4 separate regions of the Homo sapiens genome follow, and all the other regions are linked to region 2. Evidence: chromatin contacts called from ENCODE Hi-C or POLR2A ChIA-PET data. All regions are on one chromosome and are shown on one strand. Each heading gives the region's core, a stretch centred on a gene start or an enhancer-like site at or near the end of the contact. The rest is flanking DNA. Distances are from core to core; before and after follow the strand shown. Region 1 overlaps TIAM2 (TIAM Rac1 associated GEF 2). Region 2 has its middle 49 kb from the start of SCAF8. Region 3 overlaps TIAM2 (TIAM Rac1 associated GEF 2). Region 4 has its middle 44 kb from the start of TIAM2.

Region 1 (3,408 bases), core at 50-2,549, 460 kb before region 2:
AACTGAGAGATCGAATTCCTTGCAGGGGTCCCACCGCTGCACTGTGGAGCAGCAGGGATGTGAACTCAGGCCCTCTGGCCCCAAAGCCCTCATCCTTAAGCACAACACCACATTATTTAGGGAATCTCAATGTAAGAGGCCACAGAAAATCCCACACTCACTCACTCCGTTGACCATCAATGGGAACAAGAAACTGAACATACCTAGGGGACTTTGCCATTTATGAGAAAGTACCCGGTTTGTTCTCCAAATGCCATGTAAAATAACTTAATTTTTAGTATTTCCTTTTATCTCACAGTAATAGAAAACATTACTTAGGCTAAGGGAGAAAAGTGAAACTAATAGAAAACATTACTTAGACTAAGGGAGAAAAGTGAAACTAAATGTGCCTGAATTTTCAAACGTTACTCTAAAAATACTGCAACATATGCTTTTAAGTACTTACTCTTCCCCTCATAAGCAAATAAAGTATTGCAGGTAGAAGTTATTAAGAGTTTGCTTCATTAATTAGAAATTGCATTATAATTATTAGACACAATTTTTAAGCAAACTAATGCTTCTAAAATGCTCACAAATGTGTCCTCTTGTATAGGTTAACTATCCCCTCAAATCTGTATCCAATAAACTTTTTTGACCACTTCTCATGTGGCAACCTCCAGCATACGAATAACAATGACATGACCACCATCTGGGTGCTTCGCAAGTGCCTTTCACATTGACAGGAAAGAAACACCAGCCTGCCTTCACTGTAAACAAATGCCTGGGGCCCACTTCACGGTACTTTATCCTACTACTGTGTTTGCATCCTCATTCATAAAAGTTCAGACGTTTTGAAAACTATTTCAGTCTTTCCAATTTCATTACTTCCTTTAAAAATAAGTCTTGATATGAACAAACAAGTTTATACAATAGAACCGATAACAGCACATAGAAGCCAAGAGAGAAAGATGCCTGCTCCAAGCTTGGACTTCGGAAGCAGTACTTTCTCCCTCCATGGTACTTTATGATCTCAAGAAACTGCGCATTTGCTCCTCCCCGCAAATAAAACTCATCCAAACTAACAGGCTGACAGAACTCAAGTATTACAAACAAGGGAAAGTAGCAAGAGGTTTACAGCCAGAGCTGCTTCTTGCAGGCCTGGCCAGTATCTTTTTCCAGCCACTGATGCAGCAGTTAAACTATAAACCAAGTCTTCTCATCGAGTAAGGCCCATCTGATGCTACTGTTGCACATGCTACAAGCCATGACCCGGGGCCCGAGGACCAGGGCAAAGGGGCAGAGCAGCTCCAGCTGCACACACGTCCAAATTCTTTCCAATGGGTTCACGTTCACTTCCCAGCTTCCCTAACACTGGAATTCCAACAGCCATGGTTTAAATCGTGGCATCTAGAGGAAATGAATGCAAACCTTGGGCCAATGCCAAAATGTCACCAAACCTAACAACCCATGGACAACAGACTACCGCTCTAACTTGGAGGCATGAAATCAAAACAGGACATTTCACATTAGAGCCAGGCCAGGAAGTAAAACAATAGGCAGAATTTTGTGGCTATCAAATTTAAAAAATCAGGAAATCAATCTTAACTCTATGACATCAAGTTCAACTTCACGGGACTCTGCATCTCTAAGGGTGCACTGGGGCCAGTGGAAACGGGCTGCACCCGTGTCAGTGAAGCCTCTGCCATTCACCCCGGTGCTGGGGGCCCCCAACCCTGCCTTTGCCGTTCACCCCGATGCTGGGGGCCACCAGCCCTGCCTTGCCGTTCACCCCGGTGCTGGGGGCCCCCAGCCCTGTCCAGTCCCTACCAAGCGCTGGTCTTGGCTTGGAGGGGTCGTTGACACTGGACGTTCTTGCTATGGTAGCAGAAAGAGAAAACAGATTGGCATAGCAATGGCAGTACAAGAATAGAGACGTAATATTAGTAGAAATCTCACCCAGGGGAAAGAGGGCAATTAGTCTTGGTTTTCCCTCAAATCCACCTTTTCTATGAGACCCTTTTGATCTCCCATCCCTGCTGCTGGCCCATCTCAGGGCAGAATCACCAGTATTCTAAAATTAGTTTATGAACTCCTCCCCTGACACTGACTATCACTCAGTCTGTTGCACATTTTGAGGGATATGTTTAATGACCTTGCCAACTCTTCAGCCCAGGAAGTCCCCAGTGAACTGCATGAAAATCCACTCACTGGAAAAGACAAATGGAAAGCAGAATTACCCTTGTTGAAAATTTATTACATCCTCCAAAGCCTTGAAAAACATGTACGTCCCTCATATACCTATACATTCCAGGTAGGCAGATAACCAGATGGTTTGTTAATAACGGCTCTCTCCAGAAAACTGTCTCCCATTTATTTACATGGATACTTTAAGGATAATTTAAAAATTAGGCTTAAGAGTGTGTGTGTGTGTGTGTGTGTGTACACATATATGTGTTTTTAACTAAGATTAAACCAAACAGTTAAGTCCAAACATTACAACTTGGATTCTAAGCCAAGAAATTAGAACTCAACATACTGAATTCCCAGAGGAAAGAGGTGTAGAAAGCCACATGGAAAAGGTTACGCTGGGGAAAAAAACATCTTTATCACAAGTCTTGCCTTGGCTGCAAAGGAAAGGAAGAAATGTGTGCTTGATAACATTTATACTACAAAGCACCCTTTATCCATGGATCTTGAAGTGTTTTACAAGCAAACACCAGGAAAGCAGGACCTAGCCAAGACTACAAATCTAGCAATGCTCAGTGACAACTCAGGCCCATCACTACCCCTGAAGTTGGTAGCCAGAAGTTCCTGGTCTACCTTTTGGGATAAAATACAGGAAGCTGCCAATCAGCTCTTCCAGCCCTTAAGTGATATCTGCCTGAGTTTCCCTCAAGAAGCCTGCGACAATTTGGCTCTGGACAAATGTGGTCAGTAGCACAGAAATCAAAAAGGGAGCATCTTTCCACGTGCCCATGGCTGTCACTGTTGTTTTTTATATTAATTTAGAATCAGCCTGTCTCCCATCTATTAGTCCCATCCTAACCTCTGCAGACCCAGAATAAATTCAATGTCTCTTCTACACACTGCTGTTCACTCTCACCCAGTTCTTATTTTCTCCATGCTAAATATCCCTAGATCTTTATGCCCTCCTCCATCTAGCACGGCTCTAAATCTCCTTGTCATCACCTATGGCCCAGCCTCTCAAAGTGGTATATTCTCTCTCTCTCTCTCTCTCTCTCTCTCTCTCTCTCTCTCTCTCACACACACACACACACATACACACACAGTCACCCTGCCTCCCAGTCTAACCCCCACCACTAGGGTGATGTATACTGGGGGTTTTCAAATCCATAGACAGGCAGGGAAGAAATTCTCACAGAATTAATTTTAAGAAACAAATTTCACACTTAAAAAGTAGATACATGA
Region 2 (3,024 bases), core at 246-2,745:
TAAGTCAGAGTCTCTGTCACCCAGGCTAGAGTGCAGTGGCATGATCATAGGTCACTGCAGCATCAACCTCCCGGATTCAAGAGATCTTCCATCTCAGCCTCCTAAGTAGCTGGGACTACCAGTGTGCCCAGCTAATTTTTTAAATTTTTTTGTATTAATTCCAGCGTCCCACCATGCCCAGCTAATTTTTTAATTTTTTTGTATTAACAGGGGGTCTCACTATGTTGCCCAGGCTGGTCTCAAACTCCTGGCCTCAGGCAATCTGCCCTTGTGACCTCCCAAAGTGCTGGGATTACAGGTGTGAGCCATTGCACCCCTCCAGTCTCATGCTTTTCAGTGCTTTGAGCAGTTGTACTTGCTATGTGGTAAGAAGTCAGTGGTAAATATATAGTGAATGAGTGCAAATCAGACAATCAACAGTGATCAATAAATCCTCTACTAATTCAGAGCCTCTGTCATATCTTCCATATTAAAAAAAGAGGTGAGGCATGGTGGCTCATGCCTATAATCCCAGCACTTTGGGAGACCGAGGTGGGAGGATCACTTGAGGCCAGGAATTTGAGACCAGCCTGGACAACATAATGAGATACTGTAACTAGAAAAAATAAAAAATAACCAGCTGGGTGTGGTGGTGTAGGCCTGTAGTCCCAGCTACTTGGGAGGCTGAGGTGGGAGGATTGCTTGAGCCCAGGAGGTGGAGGCTGCAGTGAGCTGAGATCACACCACTGTACTCCAGCCTGGGCAATAGGGGTACTGCTAAGAGAGAGCCAATCCACTCTGCAGTACTTTGGAGAGACTCAAAATTTGCAGATATCAGGTATAGTGGATGATGCTTAAGTTAATGTAAGGAATAATAGACTTTTTTTTCATCTTAAAGGGGATGTTTCCCCCTCATCTGAAAGCTCTATATATGACCACCAACTGGTCTTAGTGAGTAAATTGAGTAAATCAGGTGTCTAAAAATGACCTAAAGAATTATTCCTGGCCGGGCATGGTGGCTCACACCTGTAATTTCAGCCCTTTGGGAGGCTGAGGCAGGCGGATCACCTGAGGTCAGGAGTTCGAGACCAGCCTGGTCAACATGGCAAAAACCGTTCGCTACTAAAAATATAAAAATTAGCTGGCTGTGGTGGTGCACACCTGTAATCCCAGCTACTTGGGCGGCTGAGGCAGGAGAATTGCTTGAACCCAGGAGACAGAGGTTGCAGTGAGCCAAGACAGTGCCACTGCACTCCAACCTGGGTGACAGTGCAAGACTCCGTCTCAAAAAAAAAAAGAACTATTGCTAATAAACTGAAGTAGGCTAGTATATTATGATTGTGGCTGTTATCTGCTATGAAATAAAGTCCCTCCCTTTCCCATCCCCATGTGTGCCTTGTTATAAACTTCTTCATTCTCTTTCCGCAATCACCAGCCAGAGACAGAAACTGACACTTCCTTTTTTGAAAGTGAAAAAGATGTATCAAGTGAAACTCTTTCTACTTTCACTCTTCAATGCCTTTTTGCCTTCCACTTAAGTATGAGCTACCAGAATCTAAATTTGATGAGTATGATTTCCCTGTAGTTAATACGGGGAGGAAGTTTAGAGTGGGGGGTAGAGAGCACATTGATACATTTACACAGTAATCAATCTGTTTGTTTGTTTTTTAATATATCCTCATTGAATATTGCTGTCCTCACTTGCTTTAGTAATTTACTGCTTGGGGTGGCCCCTGTCCAGTCTCTACTAGTGATTTATGGGCTCTTCATTCAGTCTCAGGTTTAAATTGTACTTAAATAACAACCACACACCTCGCCACTCTTGAGATCTGGATGTGTTCAAACTTCTCAACTCCTTCCTGTGGCCATGAGCTAGGTTTAATTATACTATATTTTCTCTTTTTTATTTTTTTCTGTGAGCAAATCTAGGAGGCTCTGACTCATTTCCTTGTCCCTGGAATCCCTTTTATATGTGGTTCAGCCTTCTTTTTCTGTTTCTAATTGTCTTAACCTTATCTGCCTTTTCTTTTTTCTCTGCTTTTCTTATGGGGTATAACTCAATTGTAACTGAGCAAATAAAAATTCAAATGTATTTGAATCTATTTGTGACCACTTATAATAATCAACTCATGAAGTATTGATATGAAGTATTGATATTTTCATTCACACTAGTAGTCTTCAAACACACGCTTACATACACACACACAGCAGTAAGGAAAGCTCAGTCCTTTCAATAAATGATGCGAGGTCAGTTGTAAAGCTATATGGAACAATAAAACTTTTCCTATACCTCCCATACTTCCCACCATTCAAAAAAACTAATTCCAGGTGAGTTGTAATTTATGAAAGAGAAAGCAGTAAAGCTCCTGGAAGATAAAATAGAAAAAATATTCATAACTTTGGATGTGGAAATATGTCTTAAACAGGACGTAGAAGGCCCTCTCAAAGAAAGTAATTGAGAAATTGTTAAATAAAAAATAAAAACAAATATTGGAGAGGAGACTGAGGGCAAAAATAAGGAAAAACTAAAAACAAAATTGAGAAATTATACTTCATTAACTTTCTGTTTTTCAACAAAACACAATTAAAGTTATGAAAAGGCAAACCAAGCAGTAGGAGAGGGTGTTTGCAATTGGTGTAATCGAGTAAATACTTATATTTATAATATACAAAGAACCTCTCTACAAATTAGACAACCTCATAGAAAGTGACCAAGAGACTTGAATGATAACTTAACGACCAATAAACGTTTGAAAGGGGGTCCAAATTCATTAGTCAAATTATAATGCAAATTATAATGGCAATGAGATACCACAACATGCCCAAGGGACAAAGTTTAAAGAGTAAACAATACCATTCTGGGTAAGGACAAGAAGAAATGAGAAATCTCATACACTGTGAGTGTAAACTGGTAGAACTATATCGGGAAACTTAGGCATTATCTGCGGAAGTTGAGTGTGTGCATACTCCACGACCCAGCAGCTTAACTCCCTCTACGTATGTATCTAACGGAAACGCATGCTCACATACACAAAAGACATATAC
Region 3 (3,233 bases), core at 150-2,649, 400 kb before region 2:
ACTGTTCTCTACAGGGAACACCTCCCTGGAGAACTCCTAATTGCCCCTCAAGACCCAGCTTAAGTGTCTCTTCCTCTGATCACCTACCATCATACCCCGAACCTCACAGGGTTATTGCTCCCTCCTTCACCTCACCACTCTTTCTGATATAGGCAATTGCCTCGCAATTATTTCTTTTTCACTCATTTGTCTCCTTTACTAGAACTCACTTACCTTTCCCCTTTACTAGAACTGCTTTGAAAGTGAAGTACTTTGTTTCCCTGGTGCCTGACACAATTCCTTACTCATGGGTGCTTAATAAATGTGTTCATGAAATAACTGATTCGTCAAATTGCTAATACAACGTGATTAATATGTGGCTTGGCTTGCTTTTCCATCATATCGCCATAACTTGAGTTAAAGAGGAAGCTGCAGCTTAACTACTGGTCATTTTGGTGGTTTTTGTTGGGGTTTTTTTTTTTTTTTTCCAAGATGGAGCCTCACTCTGTTGCCCAGGCTGGAGTACAGTGGCGCGATCTCAGCTCACTGCAACCTCTGCCTCCTAGGTTCAAGCAATTCTCCCGCCTCAGCCTCCTGAGTAGCCGGGATTACAGGTGCACGCCACCACACTTGTCTAATTTTTGTATTTTTAGTAGAGATGGGGTTTTGCCATGTTGGTCAGGCTGGTCTCGAACTCCTGACCTCAGGTGATCCACCCGCCTCAGCCTTCCAAAGTGCTGGGATTACAGGTGTAAGTCGCCGTGCCCGGCCAACTACAGGTCATTTTGGATGGAAATGATTTTAAGCAGGATTATAGAATATTTAAGCTTAGAGCACATTGACTTCATCCCTGTTCACTTTGCAGATGAAGAAAGTGAAGTCCAGTAAAGATCAAGTAGACCTCTCATGTAGACAGCGGGAAAGAGCTAAGACTAGAACTCAGATCTCCAAACAGCTACAACAGCTCTGTTTCCAGCAATGACAAGTTACTGGTTCCAAGAATGCTCTTCCTTGGATCTCAGCGCCTTCCTCAGGACCCTCTCTGCGTTCCTCACATGCTCCAGTGCCACGTGAACAATGAAGCTTCCCTGAGCTGGACTGCAATCCAGCAAGTGGCTATTCTTTCAACAGTGGAGACTGGGCTTCGCTGCCAGGGAAAGTCCCATTTTAAGGGAGAATTTGCAGTGGGCCGGGACTGCAATATCTTGTGACCACAGAAAGATCAAACAGGGCACCTTGAGTATGTGAGTCTATGAGATCCAAGGTGGTGCTAGGTAAACTATATCTATAATAAAACTCAAGCAATGCTATGCTTTTGCTTACACAAAGAGTGCTTGTATCTCTCACAGCACATAGGTGCCACGTGTGGACAGAGTCATCAATCAAGACTGATGGCTCATGCTTTTATCAGCATGAAAACCAGCCAGTCCCGCAGCCTTGGAGCTGCCTGTTTGCACCATGACATCAGTGTAATTTTAATTTAACATGAACACACCTTACATTCTTTTCCCTTGAGCTTTGTGATGAAAAGTGGTTTTATTTTTACAGTGCTAGGGATTCTGCCCCATGTCCTACTCGAAAGCTGAATATAATCCAGACCTTCAACTACATCACAAAGTTGTTTTTTTTTTTAATGGCCACATCTAAGAAATACTACATGATTAGTCAATCTAGAAGCCTACTGCCAAGGACTGGGTGAAGTTCAGAGTGCCCAGAGTTTATAAAACTTTCATTGTCAGGTGAACCAGTGTGCAAGCCCACAGTACGCAGCACAACTGTCAATGCAGGTCAATGAGAAAAGGTGGGGAAGGAAAGAGAAAGTTACTACTTACCCTGTGCCCTTCAAACATGCCTCCCACCTCTACGTAAGTAGAATGCATTTGTTACTAAAAATTTTCTCTCAAATTCATGCCTTCTTCAAATTGTATCTTCTTTGTAGCCACCATCTCCCTGAATTTAAAACATGTTTTAAAGTTGCTGGGTTTACTTTAGCCTCGTTATCAGCTAGGCAGCTTATCAATTCAGAGATTCGACTCAATGTTTGTAAGAAAACAATACAGAAAGTGGGATGTTTTCCAGGACTGGGAGTGAGAAATGTAACTCCCATCTCCCTTAACCCCTCCTGTGACCCAGGTTTGTAGGATCTAACTGGGCCCTCCAGAGTCTCCATTTACAGGTGGATTACTTATTATCTCATCACTCAGGGCCCGTAGAGATTTCAGACATAATGAACAAACCATTCTGTGACTCTTATTCCAAGGCATTAGGTAAGACTACATCATAATGTGGTATGCCTTAAATAACAATTTTCACCAGCCTCCCACGTCCACACTAATGCACTGTTCCTGCACAAAGAACTAATGGAATCAGATGCTGCACTCAACAAAGGAAAACTGTAGAGTTACCCAGTAGACTATAGAATGGGAGAGAAGCTGCCATTCATGACAAAGGGATGACTAATTACAATGAAAACAGCAAGTTTCAGTCTATCCTCCCCAAAGGACAGACTCCTATACACATGGAGCACAGTATTTACTGAGTACTGTAAGCCAAGTTACAAAAAGACCGTTGTTATTTATAAAACAGCCCATGTGAAACACCAAAAAAAATCAATGGCCAGCTAGAAGGAGAACAAGGTATACCCATTTTGTTCACTGCTCTCCCTAGGCTGGTGATCACATCAGTCAATCTGGCTCCTGTTTAGAGTAAGTCTTTCCTGGGAGTCCCACAAGGGTTCACGTATCCAGTGACAAAACTCAAGGATACAAAAGTTAGCACTATTTTTTAGTTAATGACATTCAATTCAAGAAGTATTTGTTGAATATCTATTCTGTTCAAGTCACTATGCTAAGTGCTGGAAATACGATGGTGACACAGCTTGCTTCTGATCTTGCCTGTACACAAGCAAGCCATTAGTCCCAACACGTGTGGTGGGGAACATGGTTGGGGGTGGGGGTAAGAGGCTGTGAAGTGGCTCCTACCCCACCAGAGTGGCCCCTATCCCTGTCTTCAAGTAAGACTCAAATACAAGAATAGTAACACTCACACCACAGAAATTACCTACATGCAGTGCCCCAGGTAGATCAGAATGGATCTTTCTCCACTAGGATCCTATTCGTGTTTTAAAACAGGTCAGTAAGTTCTCTGACACTCCTCTTAGGAAGGGGAGGTGGGCAGCCCTATGCCCCCTTCACCTCGATTCTGCTTCAACCTATATAGTACAGCCAACGTGACACTAGGATTTCCAGGGCTGG
Region 4 (3,343 bases), core at 445-2,944, 270 kb before region 2:
CATGGGTAGGTTGGTGCCAGGTTACATGGGGATTTAGAACCTGGACTTGACCCATCCTGGGCCAGAAGGAGCCACTTAAGGTTTTTGAGCAGAGGGTGATGTGGTGGGTGTGGTGGCTCATGCCTGTAATCCCAGCACTTTGGGAGGCTGAGGTGGGTGGATCACGAGGTCAGGAGTTCAAGACCAGCCTGGCCAATATGGTGAAACCCCATCTCCACTAAAAGATACAAAAATGAGCCGGGCGTGGTGGCACAAGCCTGTAGTCCCAGGCTGAGGCAGGAGAATCCCTTAAACCTAGGAGGCGGAGGTTGCAGTGAGCCGAGATCGCACCACTGCACTCCAGCCTGGGTGACAGAGTGAGACTTGGTCTCAAAAAAAAGGAAAAGAAAAGAAAACAAATTGTGTTGAAGTCCAGAAATGGGGCACTGGAGCGGGAGCCCAGAGCAGAAGCTATTGCCAGAGGTCACAAGGACAGAGACTAGAGGCAAATCTAAAGGATTTTCAAGGAAAAGCAGAACTTGGTGTCCCTTTCCAGGGGAAGAAGGATATGGAAGGGTCAAAGTTGGCTCTAGAGGTTGGAGGGCTGAAAGAGGTGCCCTCCTAACAGATACTAGGGTGAGGATTTGGGGCAGGACAGAAGGTGGGGGAGACAAGTTCACCGTTGGTCATGTTCAGTCTGAATAGATCCCCCAGGGTGCAATGTCCAGGCAGTAATTATAACTCAGAAGAGGAGTCAGGGCTGAAGATTCAAATCAGCAAGTCACCCTGGCTTGCAGTGACTTCTCTGAAAAGAGAAAATGCTTCACCAGAAGAACAGGGGAGAGCTCTTAGGTATGTCCCCAAAATCTGCTTGCTAGGATGGGATGAGTCACCCGGAAGGACCTGCCCAGGTGCTAAGGAAACTGGAAAGGGCTAGGTCAGGTGAGCCTGAGGGAACAGTTTCCTGAACGGGGGTGGAAGAGGAGGTCCACGGTGACAACTTTGGAAGGAAGGAAAAGGAGAAGGACCACGGAAAGACAAGGCGGTGTTTTTAAGGAAGTCATTCATGCATGGATGGTAGACAAGACGGCAGCAGAGCAGCTGGGGCAGATGCCAAACCACAGAGCACAGACAAAGAAGAAAGAAAATGTGAAAGAGCAGGAAGCAGTGGCTGCAGGTGACACTTCTGAGGAGGCCGTTTGGAAGCTACAGGAAGCAGTGGCTGGAGGTGACACTTCTGAGGAGGCCGTTTGGAAGCTACAGGAAGCAGTGGCTGGAGGTGACACTTCTGAGGAGGCCGTTTGGAAGCTACAGGAAGCAGTGGCTGGAGGTGACACTTCTGAGGAGGCTGTTTGGAAGCTACAGGAAGCAGTGGCTGGAGATGACACTTCTGAGGAGGTGGTTTGGAAGCTACAGGAAGCAGTGGGATAAAGGAGGGGGTGATCTTCATCCTGAGCATGCTTGCCAAACACACTCATGCCCATTGCACACGCTGAGATGTGCACCCAGCTCTCTTCTCCAGAGAGGTCCACATGGCACACATGTGAATGGCCCAAACTTCTGGACGTGTGGTCCTCTGTGCCCAAAGCCTCCGGGGTACCTAGGGAAACACGCTGGCTGCCTTATGAGCACGTGAAAGAAGCCCAGGTGCCAGACCTGAGCACTGAGCAGTTCTTGGCACTCATGCTGCTCATGGGGATTGTGTACAGAGAGCAGACTGGGCTGGAGGACCAGCAGGTGCACACAGAGGCCACCTCAAAGGGACATGGCAGCAGTACTGTGGGTCCCTTGCTCTCCCTATGAGTGAATGCAGCTTTGGGCAGCGTGACTGAGTCCACCCAAATCTAAGCACATCTGGTGAGATTGCTGGGGAGCCAGTCACGGAACACAGACTCTGACGTCTCCTGAGTCGGCAGAGATTCAGGCTCAGAAGCTCCATCCTCAGCACCCCCTTCACACTCTGGAGGAAGCTGGAGGAATCTTCTCCTACTGCTATCTTCACGTGGCATGGATACTGTAGAGGAGTAGGAATGGGGGTCCATGAAGGAATCTATTCTATCGCCAGAGCTTTGGAAGCCTTCAAATGGCCTACGAGCCTAGAGGCATCTGGAATCAAAGCAGTAATGACACCTTCCTGCCTTGGTGATTCTATTTAATGAAGAATAACTATAAAGAGAGCAAGATGGCCAAACAGAACCCTCCAGCTATCATCCCACCCTGTCCCCTCCAACCTCACCCCTCAAGAACACCAAATTGAACTATTATCCACAGAAGACAGCACCTTCAAAAGAACCAGAAAATAAGGTGAGCAATCACAGTACCTGGTTTTAACATCATATCAAGGAAGAGGCACTGAAGAGGGTGGGAAAGACAGCCTTGAATTGCTCACACTACCCTTCGCCCTTCCCCTAGGAGCGCAGCATGATGCAGAGAATCTGTGTCTTTGGAAGAGGGAGAGGGAAGTCATTATGGAGCTTTGCATTGCAACTCAGTGCTGCCCTGATACAGTGGAAAGCAACACAGGGCAGAATTAGGCTGGTGCCCATGGAGGGAGCATTTAGACCAGTCCTAGCTGGAGGAGAAGGGTTCGTCTTGGTAGTCAGAACCGGAGTTCTAGCAAGCCCTGCCACTGCAGGCTCAAGTGCTCTGGGGTACTAAATAAACTTGAAAGACAGTTTAGGCCACAAGGACCACAATTCCTGGGCAAGTCGCAGTACTGGGCCGACCTTGGAGCCAGTAGGCTTGGTGTGCATGCAACCCAGTGAAACACTAGCTGACATGGCCAAGGCCTGTCCCCCAACCCCAGGCAGCACAGCTCGCAATTCCAAGAGGAGAGGAAAGAGTAAAGAGGACTTAAAGAGGACTTTATCTTGCAACTTGAACACCAGCTTAGCCACAGTAAAATAAAGCACTAAAGTCCTGAAGCCCCCATTCGAGGCCATAGCTCCTGGGTGACATTTCTAGACCCACCCTGGGCCAGAAGGGAACCCACTGCCCTGAAGCAAAAGACAGTCCCAGAAGAATTCACCACCAGCCAACTAAAAAGCTCTTGGGCATTGAATAAATATCAGGTCACCACAGGCCTTGGGTGAGACCCAGTATTGTGCTGGCTTCAGGTGTGACCCAACACACTCTCAGCAGTGATGGCGATGTAAGTGCTTGTGCCACCCATCCCCCAAATCTAGACAGCTCAGCATGGAGAAAGTGATTCCATTTGTTTGGTGGAAAGTAAGAGAAGGGTACGAGAGACTCTGCCTGGTAATCCAGGGAATTCTCTTGGATCTTATCCAAGATCACCAAGGCAGTACCTCTACGGGTCTGCAAAAGTTACACCGTTACTGGGCTTGGGTTGCCTTGTAATGCA

The links. A loop is a pair of places that touch in the nucleus more often than their neighbours do. ChIA-PET counts read pairs that join two places held with the same protein, here RNA polymerase II (POLR2A). Pooled maps may share reads with other maps.
Region 1: a pooled map shows a loop between it and region 2 (1.9-fold over the local background). The contact joins two enhancer-like sites. A Hi-C loop is called at or near these places in 1 of 168 maps with a recorded cell type or tissue (K562), 1 of 37 single-sample maps with no recorded cell type and 4 of 50 pooled maps. POLR2A ChIA-PET finds 5 or more read pairs at or near these places in 3 of 52 experiments (AG04450, B cell and IMR-90).
Region 3: a loop to region 2 is called in a pooled map, with 2.9 times the contacts of the local background. The contact joins two enhancer-like sites. A Hi-C loop is called at or near these places in 3 of 37 single-sample maps with no recorded cell type and 4 of 50 pooled maps. POLR2A ChIA-PET finds 5 or more read pairs at or near these places in 1 of 52 experiments (GM12878).
Region 4: a loop to region 2 is called in a pooled map, with 2.3 times the contacts of the local background. The contact joins two enhancer-like sites. A Hi-C loop is called at or near these places in 1 of 168 maps with a recorded cell type or tissue (B cell) and 2 of 50 pooled maps. POLR2A ChIA-PET finds 5 or more read pairs at or near these places in 2 of 52 experiments (BJ and H1).

What each region holds. Positions count from the first base shown.
Region 1 is chr6:155,140,407-155,143,814 of GRCh38, reverse strand. All of the region lies in intron 5 of TIAM2 (TIAM Rac1 associated GEF 2), which reads right to left. Among named protein-coding and RNA genes, the nearest start is that of CLDN20, 120 kb to the left of the region's middle. Within about 2 kb of position 1,299, at least 3 of the 41 ENCODE cell types and tissues checked have a DNase peak (open chromatin) inside an H3K27ac peak, as active enhancers do.
Region 2 is chr6:154,682,747-154,685,770 of GRCh38, reverse strand. No RefSeq gene overlaps it. Among named protein-coding and RNA genes, the nearest start is that of SCAF8, 49 kb to the left of the region's middle. Within about 2 kb of position 1,495, at least 4 of the 41 ENCODE cell types and tissues checked have a DNase peak (open chromatin) inside an H3K27ac peak, as active enhancers do; they include B cell, where a contact is called at or near this core.
Region 3 is chr6:155,083,942-155,087,174 of GRCh38, reverse strand. The region is part of intron 1 of TIAM2 (TIAM Rac1 associated GEF 2); the gene reads right to left. Among named protein-coding and RNA genes, the nearest start is that of TIAM2, 90 kb to the right of the region's middle. Within about 2 kb of position 1,399, at least 4 of the 41 ENCODE cell types and tissues checked have a DNase peak (open chromatin) inside an H3K27ac peak, as active enhancers do.
Region 4 is chr6:154,949,547-154,952,889 of GRCh38, reverse strand. No RefSeq gene overlaps it. Among named protein-coding and RNA genes, the nearest start is that of TIAM2, 44 kb to the left of the region's middle. RefSeq lists an enhancer at 1,030-1,530. Within about 2 kb of position 1,694, at least 4 of the 41 ENCODE cell types and tissues checked have a DNase peak (open chromatin) inside an H3K27ac peak, as active enhancers do; they include B cell, where a contact is called at or near this core.